Regions from separate parts of the Homo sapiens genome. Here region 1 is linked to region 2. Evidence: chromatin contacts called from ENCODE Hi-C or POLR2A ChIA-PET data. All regions are on one chromosome and are shown on one strand. Each heading gives the region's core, a stretch centred on a gene start or an enhancer-like site at or near the end of the contact. The rest is flanking DNA. Distances are from core to core; before and after follow the strand shown.

Evidence for each region. A loop is a pair of places that touch in the nucleus more often than their neighbours do. ChIA-PET counts read pairs that join two places held with the same protein, here RNA polymerase II (POLR2A). Pooled maps may share reads with other maps.
Region 1: a pooled map shows a loop between it and region 2 (8-fold over the local background). The contact joins the promoter of UBTF here to the promoter of LASP1 in region 2. A Hi-C loop is called at or near these places in 3 of 50 pooled maps. POLR2A ChIA-PET finds 5 or more read pairs at or near these places in 2 of 52 experiments (B cell and activated B cell).

The regions. Positions count from the first base shown.
Region 1 is chr17:44,214,691-44,222,583 of GRCh38, reverse strand. UBTF (upstream binding transcription factor) reads left to right here and starts at 2,909. Exons shown (of 21, transcript NM_014233.4): 1 at 2,909-3,139; 2 at 4,288-4,412; 3 at 5,880-6,055; 4 at 6,595-6,678; 5 at 6,775-6,930. The coding sequence starts at 4,355. It overlaps ATXN7L3-AS1 (ATXN7L3 antisense RNA 1), which reads right to left. Exons shown (of 2, transcript NR_184071.1): 2 at 1-122. RefSeq lists silencers at 1,473-1,692, 2,203-2,892, 3,019-3,183, 2,943-3,962, 4,013-4,182 and 1 more and an enhancer at 154-758.
Region 2 is chr17:38,867,149-38,874,314 of GRCh38, reverse strand. It overlaps LASP1 (LIM and SH3 protein 1), which reads right to left and starts at 4,257. Exons shown (of 7, transcript NM_006148.4): 1 at 4,057-4,257. The coding sequence starts at 4,125. TRC-GCA4-1 (tRNA-Cys (anticodon GCA) 4-1) reads left to right here and starts at 4,952; the gene lies at 4,952-5,023. TRC-GCA2-2 (tRNA-Cys (anticodon GCA) 2-2) reads right to left here and starts at 6,670; the gene lies at 6,599-6,670. RefSeq lists enhancers at 2,394-2,995, 4,008-4,157, 5,648-5,827, 5,403-6,003, 6,004-6,606, silencers at 3,598-3,697, 4,218-4,527, 5,948-6,047 and a cis regulatory region at 6,265-6,878.

The sequences.
Region 1 (7,893 bases), core at 1,660-4,159, 5.3 Mb before region 2:
GCCTGAGAGCCAGGAGCAATGGCGCTGCCCCAGGAGCGGTGGCTGGAGGCTGGGCCCGTTGGAAGCAGGCTTCCTTCAGATGGTCTTCTGGCTCCCTGCGTCCTGTCCTGATAACCTTTCCTCTGAAAAGGGGAGGCAAAGACAGTCAACCACGGCCGTGGCAGTGGGAGAGTGGGTGGTGGACCCTGTCCAGGCCTTTCATCCCCGGCCTGCAGGACAGTGAACCAAGGGACGTCTTGTCGGAGGCTGCCCCGCTGCCACCCGGGGCAGCGAGAACCGGGTGCTGGGCTCCCCTCGCGGCTGCCCGCCGCCGCCGGGGGGCAGCGCCTGCGGCCTGCTTTCCTAGGGATGGCCGAGGCTTTTTGACAAGCTGATTGCGTGGCGGGGATTGGCTGGTCCGGGTGTGACGCCGGTAACAACAAAGGTGGAGTTGGAAGAAATTAGATTAAAGGAGAGGAAAAAAATTAAAGGGGGAGCTGGCATAGGACAGGAGGTAGAGACCGAGGGAGAGATGCGCCAAGCGGTGTCTCCCGGTTCCAACTCCCCCCACACCCGCCTCGACCCTAGAAGATCCCTCGCGCAAACCCACTGGGATTTTGCTCTTTCCCCTACCCCGGCCCAGTGACCGACGCCGGGGTAGCTGCTGCTTCTTGAAAAATCCCCGCAACTCCCACCCCGACACCCGTCACTACGACCCAGGGGGAGAACTTTTTGCTCGGACTCCTCGGATCCTAAACCCAGCGAAACGGGACATTGAGAAGCTTGTCCTAAAACCCGGAAGGCCCTTGCGGAGCATGGAGATCGGATAAGGCGGGGTGCTCCCCCGGTTTTCCGATGTGTTGCAAATCTAAGAGCTTCTTTCTCGCTTTTTTTTTCCCTGTAACTACCCCCCCCCCCTTTTGCTTCAGGGTTGCAAAAGCAAAGAGCAATTAAAAAAAAAAAACCGCGCACACACTCAGACACACACCAGTGGCGACAGGGGAGAGTTGGAAAGACGCAGGAGAGAAGCAGGAGGCAGGAGGCAGCGGGGATGGAGCAATGGGAGCGGGAAGCAGGCAGGTTTCCTTGCAAATCCCCCTCCGGCCTCACGCCGTCTCGCCGGCCCCGGCAGGGGAGCGAGGACCCCGGCGAACAGATGGAGGAGTGGAGCTCGCTCTAGGCAGCTGGGCTTGGCCGGAGAATGGAGGAGCCACCAAGCGACCGGCTGATTGGAAGAGAAACGCAGAGCGATGGAGGCGGGGTAGGAGGACGATTTCTCTGCGGGGACTGGCGGCGGCGTACACGCCCGGGTCGGGCGCTGCAGAGCTTGGCTGGCTTTCAACCCGCGCTCGCCGGCTCCAGCCCCGCGCGCCCCCACCCCTAGCCCTCCCGGCGGCTCCGCAGGTGAGTGCGAGCTGGGGGCAGAAATATCCAAAAGTCTCAACATGCCCGCCCTGCAAAAAGAAAAAAAAAAGACGAAAACCATTTTTCTTTAAAAAAAAAAAATTTTTTTTGTGCAACCCCTAGAGCAGTGGGAGGGAAGGGGTGAGGCTGAGCCGCCCGGAGGAGGCGGAGGGGCCAGGCGAGGCCGGGGTGGCCCGGGAGGCGGCGGCGCCGAGGCGGCTCTGACGGGCAAGCGCTCGGAGCGGCGCTGCGCTGCGCCGAGGCGGGCGGGCGGGCGGGCGGAGCGGGGCGGGCGGAGCGCGGCGCGTGGGGCTCGCCATTAGCCGTCGCTCCGCTTCGCCATCTCGGGCTTTGTCTGGCGACTCGCTGCCCCGGCGTCGGCTGCAGCGGAGCTGCGGCTCGACTGTTCGGCCCGCCGTGCTCCCAGGTGCCCCCGGCCTGCGCTCCCATCCACACGCTCGGTAAGTGAGCCCGGGAGCCGCGGATTTCGGGGGAGAGGGGTTGCTACGAGTGGCGGCGGCGCCGATCTTCATGCGCCCGGGCAGGCCTGGAGAACCATGCCGGGCTGGATTGAACCGGCTCCCACAGCGGCCCCTCCGCCGGAGCCCGTCGTTCCCTTGCCGTTTCCGGGGTGTAAAGAGCAACGGGGATTTTTTTTTTTTAATGCAGAGGTTTTAGTTTTCGGGTTTTTTTTTAAGTTTCGTATGTGCCGTTCGGCAAGGAGAGGACCGCGAGGTAGGCACCGAAGCTGGACGCCGCGATCGGCGTGCGTGCGCCCCAAACCAGCGGCCACGCTCCGGGGGATGAGGGTGGGCGCGGACCGCTCGCTCCGGGAGGCGGGAGAGAGCTGGCCTGGAAGCCCTAGTCTGAGCTGGGAGAACTTGGGGGAGAGCTCCGGAGCAGGGCTGTGGGCGCCCCCCGAGCCTCCCCGGACGCCGGGGGCACCTCCGGGCACCCTCTCCGCGGCCGCACCTCGGCCCTCCCTCGCCGGCGAAGCCTGCTAGTTCCCCCGCGGGTCTGGCGAGGTCGCTCTCGGCGCCCGCCCGCCCGCCTAGGCTCCGAGCCCCGCCGCCATCCGGGCGGCTGCGTGTCTCCCTGCCCCGGCCCCCCCCCCCTTCCCCGGCGGCGGCAGCAGCAGCAGCAGCAGCCGCCGCCGCCGCCAGCACCACCACCACCACCCCCCTCCCCTCCTTCCTTCCCTCCGCCTCGGCCGCCCGGGTCCCCCCAGCTCCCGCCCCTCCTCCCAGCTGCCCCCCGCGGAGCCCGCCCGGGCAGGCTGTGGGAGGGAGCGGAGCCGGCGAGGCGGGCGGGCTGGCGCTCGCTCCCCGGGGGTCGGTGTGCGCTCTACGGGGAAGGACGCGCTCGCTGCCCCGCTTCTCCCGCCCCCCCTCCCGCTCCTCCTCCTCCCTTCTCCCTCCTCCTCCCCGCTCCGGCGGCTGAGGCTGCGGCGGCGGCGGGGGGTGTGCGAGCTGAGGCCGGGGCCGGCGGCGGGCGGGCTGCCTGCAGGCGGAGGGCGCTGTGCTTTGTGCTTTTCGCCGCGAGGAGCAGCAGGCAGCAGCCACAGCCGCCGCCGCCGCCGCCGCCGCCACAGCAGCAGCAGCCGCCGCCCCAGCGCCGCCGCCTCGCCCGGAGGAGGAGCCGCTGCCGCCGCGGGAGGGAGCTGCGGCTGTGCCCGGCCGAGCGGGGGAGGGCGCCGCCACTCAGAGCCAGGGAGGGAGCCGCTGGAGCGGGAAGCCCGGAGGCCGCGCTGCGCCGGGTAACCGAGGCGGCTGAGGACGCGCGCTGGGGTCGGGGCCGGACGGCGGGAGCGAACCGCGGGGTGCGGTGGGCGCCCAGCGGGGACCCGAAGCGACCACCGAGCAGGCGACCGGGCGCGAGCAGACCAGGGCACTTGGGAGGACGCCGAGAGCCGGGGGAGGGGAAGGCAGGAAGCGAGGCCTGAGCCGAGCCCCGGCCGCTGGCGGAGGAGCCCGCGCTTCTCGGAGCCGGCAGGCGCAGTTCTCCCCGGCCGCCGGAGGGGGCGGCGGGGCCGGTGAGCGCTGCGCCCCCGCCTCCCGGCCGCCGTCCTCCCGCCCTCTCCTTGGCTCGGCTCCCCGGAGGCCGGGGCGGGGGCGCCGGCGGGGCTGGGCCGCAGGCTCGGGGGAGGAGGCGGCGGTTCCCGCCGCGGTCGCGCCTCTGTGCCGGGCTCCTCCGTGCGCGTCGGGGTGGCTGGGCGGTGGCGGCGCCTCTGGCCGGGGTGGGTGGCTCGGGGGCGGGGGGCAGGCTAGGCCGCTTCTCTCCGGCTGCTTGCCCGCCTGTGCGGGCGGGGACGGCGAAGGGAGCCCGGGAGGGGGGAGCGGCGGGAATCCGGATCCGGTCCCCGGGGGCGGTGCGGCCGCTCCGCTCCGGGGCTGGCGGCGGCTGCGCTGCGTCCGGGTCCCCGCCGGGTTGCGGAGGCGGGGGGAACCGGCCGGGGGGAGGCGGGAGGAGGAGACTGGGGCGCGTGCCCGCTTCCGTGGCCGCGCGCGCCCTTTACCCGCCCTTCCTCTTCCCCCGCCCTCCAGCCTGGGGCCTCCCCGGGGCGGGCGCTCCGAGGAGGAGGAGATTTTTTCTTTTTTTTTTTTTTTGGCTGGGGTTGGGAAGCGGGGCGGAGGGCGGGCGCTCGCTGCACGCGGGAGCTAGGAGCAGGCCCTCGCGTGGCCAGGGGAGGGCGCGCGCCGCGGAGCCGGGCTGCAGGGGCTGGGGGAGGGGGTCACGAGGAAGAGGAGGGGCGCACTCCCATTCCCATAGACCCCTTAAGTCTAATAAGGTCATGGCTGAGTCTCTCAGAGTGTGGACCTGCCCCCTTCTACTCTGGGCGGTTAGAAAGTCGTTAGTCGTTCACCTCTCAGCCTTCCTGAGTGGGAACTGGTATGTCTTCCAAAGGGTGAGGTGGCTTTGACCCCGGGTTGCCCGGCCAGCACGACCGAGGAGGTGGCTGGACAGCTGGAGGATGAACGGAGAAGCCGACTGCCCCACAGACCTGGAAATGGCCGCCCCCAAAGGCCAAGGTAGGGGCATCCACCCCCGGCCCTCTGAAACTTAAACCCTCTTTCCCTCGTGGCTGCGGGGCTCACTCCCTTCTTCAAGGGCTTTTTCAGTCTGCATACACTGAACTGGGGGAGAAAGTGCCTTGAGTATTTATGAATCAAGCATCTCCCACACTTGGGGTTTGGCTGAATCCAAATTATTTGGCCTGGAGTGGCTCACCTCCCCTCTCTCCCTGTCCCTCACCCTCTGTGTTAGAGGAGGCCTGCCTTCTGGGGTTCCCATTCAGCCTGAAGTGTGTCCCAGCCCAGTGTCCTGGAATGGGAGGAAGGATGAGTGTAGAGGAAGGGTCAGGAAGGGGTTGGGGAAGGCTTCTCAGGCTTTTTAGGAAGACCATGAGGCTTTTGTAGAGGCAGGTGGAGAAAAGGGCTGTTTTGGTGGTTTTAGGCCCCAAGCCATGGGATATATGTACTCAACTAGATCTCTGCCTCATTCAGCAGTGATCCAGTCTAGATGGGGATAGAGAGTAGGATGAAGCTGGACAGCTGGCCATGCTTGTGGGACATTGAGGGGAGAGGGGATTATGGGTCCACGTGGCCCATTCTGCAGAATCTCTGGCCCAGGTTACCAGATGCAAATGAAAATGGAGAGCCCTTTTGACTTCTGGCCTTGGGTGGCTATTCTCCCAGCCCATCCACAGTGGCCTAGAGCTCTCTGGGGCTGCATTTCAGTGGCTGAAAAATAACTGTTCCAGACCTGTTCTTGCTTCCCTGGGTAGTTGGGCTGACAAGACAGCTTGTAATTCTGGGGGTTCTCCCTGGAGCAGGGCCCTGAGAGTTTCTGTGCACCTGCCTACCTTGCCTCAGAGCTGCCCTGTATCCTGCTTCTGCTTCTGTTTCCTTTTTCTTATTTGCCAGAAATTCTCCCTTGATCTGCTTTAAGGGGCTAGGGGGTGGTGGGTGTCTCTAACATTGGTTTCCAGCTGTGCAGGAGAGACATCTGCATGGATTTTCCTTACTGTCCACACCCCATTCTCAGTCGTTGCACATTTAGAATATCCACTCAGAACTTGAACTTGGCAGCACATTTAGATATATTGCTTCCCTGCTTCCCTCCTTCTCTGACAAGCTACCTCGTTTCCCACAAAGCCCTGAATCACTGTACCTTCATTTCCACCCCTCTTCCCCTTACAGCAAATAGCTGCCCGTTGCAGCTTGGCACAGTATAAATGATAATAGCCTTGAAGCAAGCCAGACTTGAGTTCGAGCCTGGCTTTCTAGGTATAGCATGGTCTGGACTGGAGTCCCTGCCCTGATCCAATATGGCCACAGTTTCCTTAGGGCTGAGCCATATCTTGTCTGTGCCTTCAGATGGGAAGCAACCAGGGGCTGGGATGCCCTAGGGAGGAAGAGTTGAGCACTCAAGAACTGGGGAACAGATCGGGGGGATAGCATGAGCCAGGCATGATGGCCTCTGTTACTCTTTACCAGACCGTTGGTCCCAGGAAGACATGCTGACTTTGCTGGAATGCATGAAGAACAACCTTCCATCCAATGACAGCTCCAAGTTCAAAACCACCGAATCACACATGGACTGGGAAAAAGTAGCATTTAAAGACTTTTCTGGAGACATGTGCAAGCTCAAATGGGTGGAGATTTCTAATGAGGTAACTGATCCCCCTTTTCTGACATACACACATACCCCCCACTCAGCGTGGTGGGGGAAGTGAAACAGGCTGTAAACAGGAAGGAAAGAGACCAGGAGAGGCATTCATGTGGTCTCCCGTTAGCTCTCTACCTGCCCCTTTGCATTTTGGGAGGTGGCACGGTTGACAGCACTGGCTTAAAGTTATGCCACTTTCTATCTGAGTGGTCTTGAGCCAAACAGCCTGAGCTGTGCTGAGATTGACGGAGGTGCTAGCATGCTGAGATTGACGGAGGTGTTAGCATGGACAACCAGGTTGAGGTCAGTTAGTCCCCTTGTTGCTGGCCTTTGGTGTGTACTGACTGCCTGGGCCTCTGCGGTAGGCATGGGCCAGTGCCTGGGTGTCATGCTGCCTGCTTCATTTGGCTGTTGGCCTCTGCTCTTCTTTGGTAAATTTAGTCTAGTAAAGAGTAGAAGAGACCCGTTATAAGATGGGGGTATACTACTGTGTGGCATTTTCCTTTTCCCAACTTCCCCTTCCTCCCACCCCTCTTCCTCCAGGTGAGGAAGTTCCGTACATTGACAGAATTGATCCTCGATGCTCAGGAACATGTTAAAAATCCTTACAAAGGCAAAAAACTCAAGGTGAGTTACTAGGAGGAGGAGCATGAGGGGTATGGGAGGAAAGGTCCAAAGAAGGGATGTATTTGACCTCCATTGTGTCCTTGTCCCTTCTTCCAGAAACACCCAGACTTCCCAAAGAAGCCCCTGACCCCTTATTTCCGCTTCTTCATGGAGAAGCGGGCCAAGTATGCGAAACTCCACCCTGAGATGAGCAACCTGGACCTAACCAAGATTCTGTCCAAGAAATACAAGGAGCTTCCGGAGAAGAAGAAGGTGGGGGGAGGAGAGTTAAGGTGGGAGGAGGGGAGAGGCTGGGAGCAGCTGGTGTGGTGTGGGTCAGTTGGAGGTAGGCCTTGGAGAAACCTGGCATCAGGGATGAGGGTGAGTCAGCACAGCAGAATAGGTCCTGGGCAGCCACACCTGATTGCCCCTTCCTCGGCCCACACATGGTCAGGCACAGGCACCATCACAGATGTAAACCAGACAGCAGGTGCTCAGACCAACCTTTCCCCCTACAGAAAACCCACAGCATTCTGTTTCAAGCTCTCTCTCCCCCATACACCCATCCTCACTGTTAGGCTCCGCAGCACTTCTTCACCCTCTATGACGTTTCCCGTCATGGTCTCATTTGATACTTGCAATGTCTTTATAAAGGTAACCCTAGGAAAAGGTTATCCCAGTTTTGTGGGCAAGGAACTGAGGTGCAGGAGGGTTAAGTGTCCCGGGTGACACAACTATTGATGCTAGAGCAGGATTTAGTGCCCCAGAGTCCCAGTCCAGTGCTGTTACTGCCACGTCCACCTGTGAAGTGCACTTCTCCACGCACACGTGTTCACTCAAGGACACACATTGTCCCTCCTGGCCTCATACTGTTCCTTGCAGAGGTCGGGCACTGTCCCAGACCATCAAAGCATTAACTCTGGGTGGAGGGTTGCCTAAGCCTCCCAGGCAGGGCTCAGTCACAGAGCTCAGGAGGTCCCTCCCAGAGATAGGCAGCAAAACATTGGAGGAGCCTGCAGATGGGACACGAGGAAGATGGGATGGGGACAGAGGACACAAAGAAGAGACACGGGACAAGGAGACAGAGCCAGGGATAGATGGGGAAGGGCAGCAGGAAAGACAAGAAGCACATCTGCTTGGAGAGGAAACAAAGTCATACACAGCCAGTTCTCAAAAGGGGGCACTGGCCGCTGCCATGCTATGAGTAGCCCTTTTTCCTGGTTGGCATACCCTGGC
Region 2 (7,166 bases), core at 3,008-5,507:
TCTGCCTCTGCCCTGCCCCATGGGCTCTGTCCCAGAGCAAGAGCCCCCCTCTTTTAAAGGCCCCAGGCAAGATGATTTCAGCGAAGCATTCCTGGGCCTCAGGACTCAAGGAAACTGCACCTCGAGGCATGCACCTCTGCCCCTTCCTGCTGCCTGCAAAGTCCATGGCTTCCCTGTTCACAGAAACCAGACAGACCCTACCTCTGCTGCCTGTTAGAGGCCTCTCAGCCTGGATCCGAGGCTCCAAGGCAGGGTCATCTTGATCTTCCCTTGCCTACCTGCAACCCACTCTAAAGAAAGGTAAACAGGCTGGTAGGGGCAGAAGCCTGCAAGGATACCCCTCACTTGGGACAGCCTGTCCCTCTGTGGCTCTGGGTTGGGGGGGATGTGGCAAGCTTCGTGTCACTGTGCCTGCAGCCTGGCACCTTGGCCTCTGAACCCAGGCTACCTGGGGTGGCCATGACTCAGGGATGGATTATGAGACCATCTCTTCCCTTCCTGTTGCCCAGGGTTACAGTTTCTCCCTCCTGCAGAGGCAATGCCAGCCCCACCCTGGCCGGGGCACCAGCCTAGCTTGGTTGGCCACCTGACCCGCTGGCTTAAAGGCATAGATCTTTGCTGCACCTCCACAAATTCCGAGGAGGACAGGATTATTCCCAGTGGCCCCACGCCCCCATACAAGACCCCAGGCCCAGAGCATTCCTCCAGATAGGGTCAGGAAGGGATGGGACCTACTTTTGGCACAAATGAGATGTAAATAAAATATAAATATGTATAAATAAAAGTACTTTCTGCAAACACACTGGCAGAAGAGCTGAGCAGAAAGAACTGTGGATGTGAATTTCAGCTCTAAGAGAGGGAGATGAGCCACATGGGCTACCTGAGCCTCCATTTATGGAGTGCATCGTTTACAAGAGCGAATACACCTACTTTGTGAGGCTGCTGTGAAGACTGAGCCCAGCATATCGTGATAACTAGTAGCTATTATGAAGGGATGGTCACAAGATGATGGTGGGGTACTCTAAGCTTCAGCTAGCAAAACGGGGCACCACAGCTGTGAGGACTTCAACCCCCTCGAGTGGGGAGGGAGCGCTGAGACAAGCAGAGGCAGAGAGCCCACCCTAACAGGGGATTCCAGGGGAACTGGCAGCAGACCAATCCTCTACCTCCACCTGTTTTCAGAAACCTGGGGAAGCAAGCCAGGAAAGAGGGACGTGGCGAGGTTCTTGACAACACAGCTCCCTAGATACAAAGCAGGTGCACAAAGTAGGTGCTCAATAAATATTTGTTGAATGAGCAAATGAGGTCACCCTGTTTCTCCCCCAGCTCTAATCCCAGAAGTCCTCTGGAGAAGCAAATCTCGACCTCCTTCCTCAAACACTGTCATCAGCAATACATATTTATCCAGCTTGCAAAGCATGCTGGGTACTGCAGGTTGGGGGCAGGGTGGCCTTCAGAGGTGACAAGGTTTTTACCCACCTATGCCTTTGGGAGATAAGGCTCAGGGAGGAGAAAAGGCTGAAACCAAGGACACACCCTGTGCTTTGGGCCACGTAGTGGGCTGAGTACCATGGGGGATTGTAGAGAAACGGGTGAGTCTAATTTGACTCTTTTGCTGTAAATGGGAGGCCTTGGGAAGTTGGTTAGCAACTATGGGACTGAAGCTGCCTATGGGACTGAAGGTTTCCCCTCCTCCCTGGTCACAGCCCAGCATCCTCCAGGCACTGGCTCCCCATTCCTGGTCCTATCCTTACTGCCTGGAGCAGGTGGAGAGGAATAGGTCTGATACCTGGATATTTCAGGTCTCCTGCTCAGTACAGGGGGCGAGGTCTCTCCAGGGCCACTTCCTATAGGGAGAGTTCTAAAAAGAGGAAGGAATCACCAACTCCCACTTCCCTGGGCAACCCCCACTTGAACGTCCTCTTCCAGCTAGGGTAAGAGAACTGGGGAGGGCACCCTGCCCATCCCTGCTCCCCTCCCCTCGGGTACACGGCACTGAAGGTCTTTCCAAGGGGAGTGGTGTGGAGCTGAACAGAGCATCCCAGAGAGGTAGGGAGGGCATAGTCTATACAGCACCCTCTTTAGCACTCAGGGACTTTAGTGCACTGCCCCACCTTTAAGGAAATGACATCATCATACCCATCTGACAGATGGTGAATACTGAGGCCTAGAGACATTCATAAAACTGGTGGGAGCAGACCTGGAACAAGGACCCAGTTTCCCAACTCCTGGAGTGGCAATCCTGCCTTCATGTTTTGCTTTTTCCTTATACGGGTCAAGTGCCCACTGCCTCTTCCCAATTCATGACTGTGGAGAAGAAGGGGACCACAGGGAACTCAAGATGCAGAGGCCAAAATCTCTGCCACGAGGGGCGGGCGAAACCCCAGTGTGCAAGGACAGGTACATTCTCAAGGGGAGACTTCATTATCTGATAGCTCTAAGCTCAAGTCCTGCCCAACAGCGGCTGGCATGGTCATGGGGAGATCAACAACTTTCCTCGTGCCCACAATATACCCCCTCCTCTCCTCCTGCCCAGTCAAGCCCAGGACCAGGAGGAACAGTGACACAGCAGCGGCCCCATATGCCCACACTCCCCAAGAGCAAGTTCAAATATCTTTCAGAACCTCCAACCCCACCTCCTCACGCTGACTCAGAGGCCAAAGGTCACTGAGGAAGCTCACACACCAAGGGGGAGGGGAGAGATAAGGTGTCCAATAAACTATCCTCTCCTGAACAAAACCTGGCTCCAGGTCAGTAATGAACTTGGCCCCAGGGCTCTATACCCCTCTTTCATCTAGTGTTCCCACCCTTGCACCTCTCTTCCATCCAGTCCTCCCAGCCCTCCCAGTTCAGATGGAAAGGACAGAATACTTGGACTTGGAGCCAGCTTTGGGTGGTGGATGAAAGACGCGGTGAGGAAGGGCACAAAATCACAGAGGCCTCCCCTCCAGACTGGGGAGGGGATGCAGAGGGGCAGGTTTTACCTTAGGATCTTACGGAGCTTACAAGAGAACAGGATCCTACCCTAAACTGTACGGGAAACACCCAGTTCTACTCTCCAACCCCCCTCCAAAAGTCTAATGGCAACCAGATGAACAAGTCCAGCATTGGGGAGACAGGGCCCCCAGGGGACACTGAATCTCCACAAGGCCACCCTCCCCTCCCCCCAATACCTCCCCCTTTCCTCGGCTTCCCCAGAACTCAGCCAACCCCACCCTCCATTGGAGAAACCTGCTTTGAAAAGTTAGCTCTTTGTTCTTCCACACGGTCTCCTGGCTCTGAGCACAATTTCAGGAGATCTCAGCTAAGCACCCTCCACCCACCCTACTCTGCCACCCAACCCCACCCGGCTCAGGCTGGACGGCCCAGCACCGGGAGTTGGCTTTTAATTGGAGGTGGGGGTTGGGAAGCTGTGGAGGAGGTCTGCGAGTCCTTTAACGACTGAATCCAAGGGGGTGCAGGTCGTTCAAAAACGGGGCTCTTGCGGCAGAGCCCGGGTCCTTACCCAAAACCCCCCGCATCAGATGCCACACACTCGCAGGCTGATAGCCCCCGCCCCGCCAGGCCAGGAAGCCAGGCCACCCCCGCCGGAGCGGACGGTTTTGCAGGGCCCCCCAGCCTCTGCCCCGCCCCCCCGCCCCCTCCACCAGCGCCCCGCGCTTCCGCCTACTTGGCGCTCGGCGCAGAGCGGAGAGGGAGCGGCCGTCTCTTCTCACTCTCCAGGCCGTAGGGGGCGGGACTGCACCCCTAACCTTCCCCCAACACACCCCGGCGCCTGACTTCCCTGCTCCTCTCCCGTCCTCCCAACCCCGGGACACAGAGCCCACCCCTCTCCAGCAGCGGCTGCCCGCTACGCGTGGACTTCCCGCCTCGCCCCAGATCTCCTGGTTTTCAGACTGGGATGTGTCCCCACACCCCATGACACCGCCCGCTCGCCCTCCCTCCATTCTCCTGGGATCGCGGGGATAAGGCGGCAAAGACCCGGCCCTTCTCTCCTCCCTGGATTCGGAGCACTGCGGGGGATTGCAAAGACGCGTCTCCCGGTCCCGGGCTCACCTTATCCAGACAGTTCACCTTCTCCGTGGGATACACGATCTTGCCGCACCGGGCGCAGTTGGGGTTCATGGTTCCGAGAAAAGCTGGGGCGGGGACGCCTGAGCTCACGCGCGTCCTGTTCCCCGAGGCGAGCTGGCGGGAGGCGGCCGCGGCTGCAACTACACAGGCAGCAGCGACGGCGGCTGGAGCTGGGGAACTGGCCTCCGCCTCCGCCCTCCTTCCCCTAATAAACACAGCGGGGAGGAGGGGCTGCACTGGGGCGGGCACGCGCCTCGGGCGCGGGCAAGGGCACGCGCAGCGAGGCGCGCTCTCCGGGCGACGTGGGGCTGCGCGGGGGCGGGTTCCTGGGGGGACGGCGGGGCCCGCGGTGCTGGCGCCTCAGCGCTCTCAGGCTGACTGCGCCCGGTGCCCAGGGCCCTTCCCCAGCCGGAGGCGGCGCAGAGGCGAGCAGGCTGCACATCTGGGGCGCCCGGGCTGCGGGAGGCGGGCTAACCCCTCAAGCCCGTCGAGGGTGGGGTTGGATCCTCCTGAACGCTGGAACTGATTCACCGCATTCGGGGACTTTCTACCCGGCATGAATCTGCGGACCGAACGGGGACCCCCTACCCTGCCCCTCTTAGCTCTCTTCCGGCCCACACCCTTTCCCACATTTGTGGGGCGGAACCCGTCCCTCCCTCTTGGACCCTGCGCGCTGCCGGGCCCGGGCTAGTGCTTCCCTCTCGAGCCCCTGCAGTGCACCTTCCCGGGGTTCCCCGGATGCGGGCACCGTCTGCGTTCAGCTTGACCCCTTTTTCTCCAGCATTCCTTTCTCCTTCTGTTACACCACTACTCACAGTGTAGCAGCTGCAACAATGCTTAGCACCCAAGGAGCCGCCTCCAGGCGCTGTAGAGGCGCGGGGGTATAGCTCAGTGGTAGAGCATTTGACTGCAGATCAAGAGGTCCCTGGTTCAAATCCGGGTGCCCCCTCAATGGCTTGGTTTTTCCTTCCCCTTGTTAACCATCTGTTTTTCATTCTTGACTCACATTTTAACATTGGGTCCTGACTAAAAAAAAAAAAAAAAAGAAAAGAAAAAGTATCTTCCTCATTTTTCAACCTTAGCAGAAATCTTTCGGTTTTACTTTGTGCTCAGCGGGAGGAGGGGGTGGGTATAAAAGCTGCGCGACCGCATTACTCGCGCCAGAGGTGTAGGGATTTCTGCGGCCACGGGCGCCAGCCTCAGATGGGTCAGACAGTTCGAGGTGCCGGGTTTGAGGGACAGGATGTTTCCAATGGGGGTAGGGAGACAGGGGAACGCCTCAACTTGGCGTTCCTTTTGGGGGTGGAGGGTGGGTCAGGCGAGGGAAACCCATAGACACAGCCCTTCTCCAACTTCAACTTTCTGTATTAATGGTGACATGGACGTGCTGTGTTCATCCTTGACTATTAATGTACAAAAGTAAAGTTATAACCCAGTGCAAACTGAGATAAACGAACACAGTGTTTCTCAAATTTGAACGTGCATCAGAATTACCTGCAGGGCTTGTTAAAACACTGCTAGTTTCTGATTCTGTAAGGGGGCCCCGAGAATTTGCATTTCTACCAAGTTTCCAGGTGCCTCTGGTGCTGCTGGTGTGGGGACCACATTTTAAGAACCACTGAAGTAAGAATAAAAGGCCATGGAGTTTCATAACCTAAAGATGGGGACAAGTATCTGCTGGCTGCGTGCCTGACAGGGTCACTGTTGGGCCGGAGGAAAATGGTAAGTGTGACGGGAGACAAGGGCGTCCCCCTCGACTAGGTTTTGCCCAAAAAAAGGAAAAATAAAGGAGAAAGGAAGAGGCGTGCTGCCTGGGTCAAAGGGCAGCTGCGATATTTTAAACCCGGAATGTGGTTGTGTCATTCCTCGGACCCCGGGGAAACGCGCATTTTTTTCTCCTGGCTCCTATTACTGTGAGCTGTATCTCTAGGCTGAACAGAGAGATCACAGATCAGCAGAGCTGCGGTTCCGTGCAAAACCCAGGAGGAACCAGTTTTACCTCTCCTTTAGGCCTTGAACTTTCCATGTATAGCTTATCAAGCCAAAGCCCTGCCTATGAGCTGAGTCAAGAAGGAAGAGGGGAAAATTGCTCGCTGTCTACCTTCTATCTGTGTGCCCTGTCCTGTTCGAGTTCGCGAGTATATGAAAACCTCTGAATTTGGATTACTTCTCCTAGTTTTCATAGTCAAGTACGAACTACTGCCCCGTCCAAGACATATTTTTTACCCCAAAACAAATTATAATTAACGTTAAACCAATGGGCATCGGAGATGGAAATCGATACGCGCCTTTGTTCTCCAACTGAGAGTACTGGTGCGCTTATCGCCACTTGGGGTATGAGGGCTCAGATCCACCTAAAGGCAGCCTCTGGTTGCTGTTCTCTCCCTCTAGGGTACGGGAATCCTTTCAAGGTGAAAATTAGGTAGGTGGAAGATACAAACGACACCTCCCGTGAGTTTTGCATTCAGAACTCGCTGACTCAGGTTATTCCTGGATGGCTGTGAAAAAAACTTAAAGAAACCCGAGGGGGCACCCGGATTTGAACCGGGGACCTCTTGATCTGCAGTCAAATGCTCTACCACTGAGCTATACCCCCTCTGGCGGTGGCTCTCTGGTAAATTGTTTTTACATCGATTGATCCCAAAATTTTCATACTTTCACCATTCGTTCAAAATTAGTGTCTCTTTGCTAGATTATACTGAAATTACCAATGAGGAAGGAGAAATTAAAAGACTAGGCCAAGATAGGCCGGGCACAGTGGCTCACGCCTGTAATCCCCAGCACTTTGGGAGGCCGCGTCGGGCGGATCACGAGGTCAGGAGTTCGAGACCAGACTGACCAAGATGGTGAAACCCACCCCCCCCCCCCCCACCTCCGTCTCTACTAAAAATACAAAAAATTAGCCGGTAGCGGTGGCGGGAGCCTGTAGTCCCAGCTACTCAGGAGGCTAAGACAGGAGAATTGCTGCAACCCAGAACCCAGGAGGCGGGGGTTGCAGTGAGCCGAGATCATGCCACTGTACTCCAGCCTGGGCGACACAGCGAGACTCCATCTAAAAAAAAAAAAAAGGCTAGGCCAAGACGTGGTGGCAG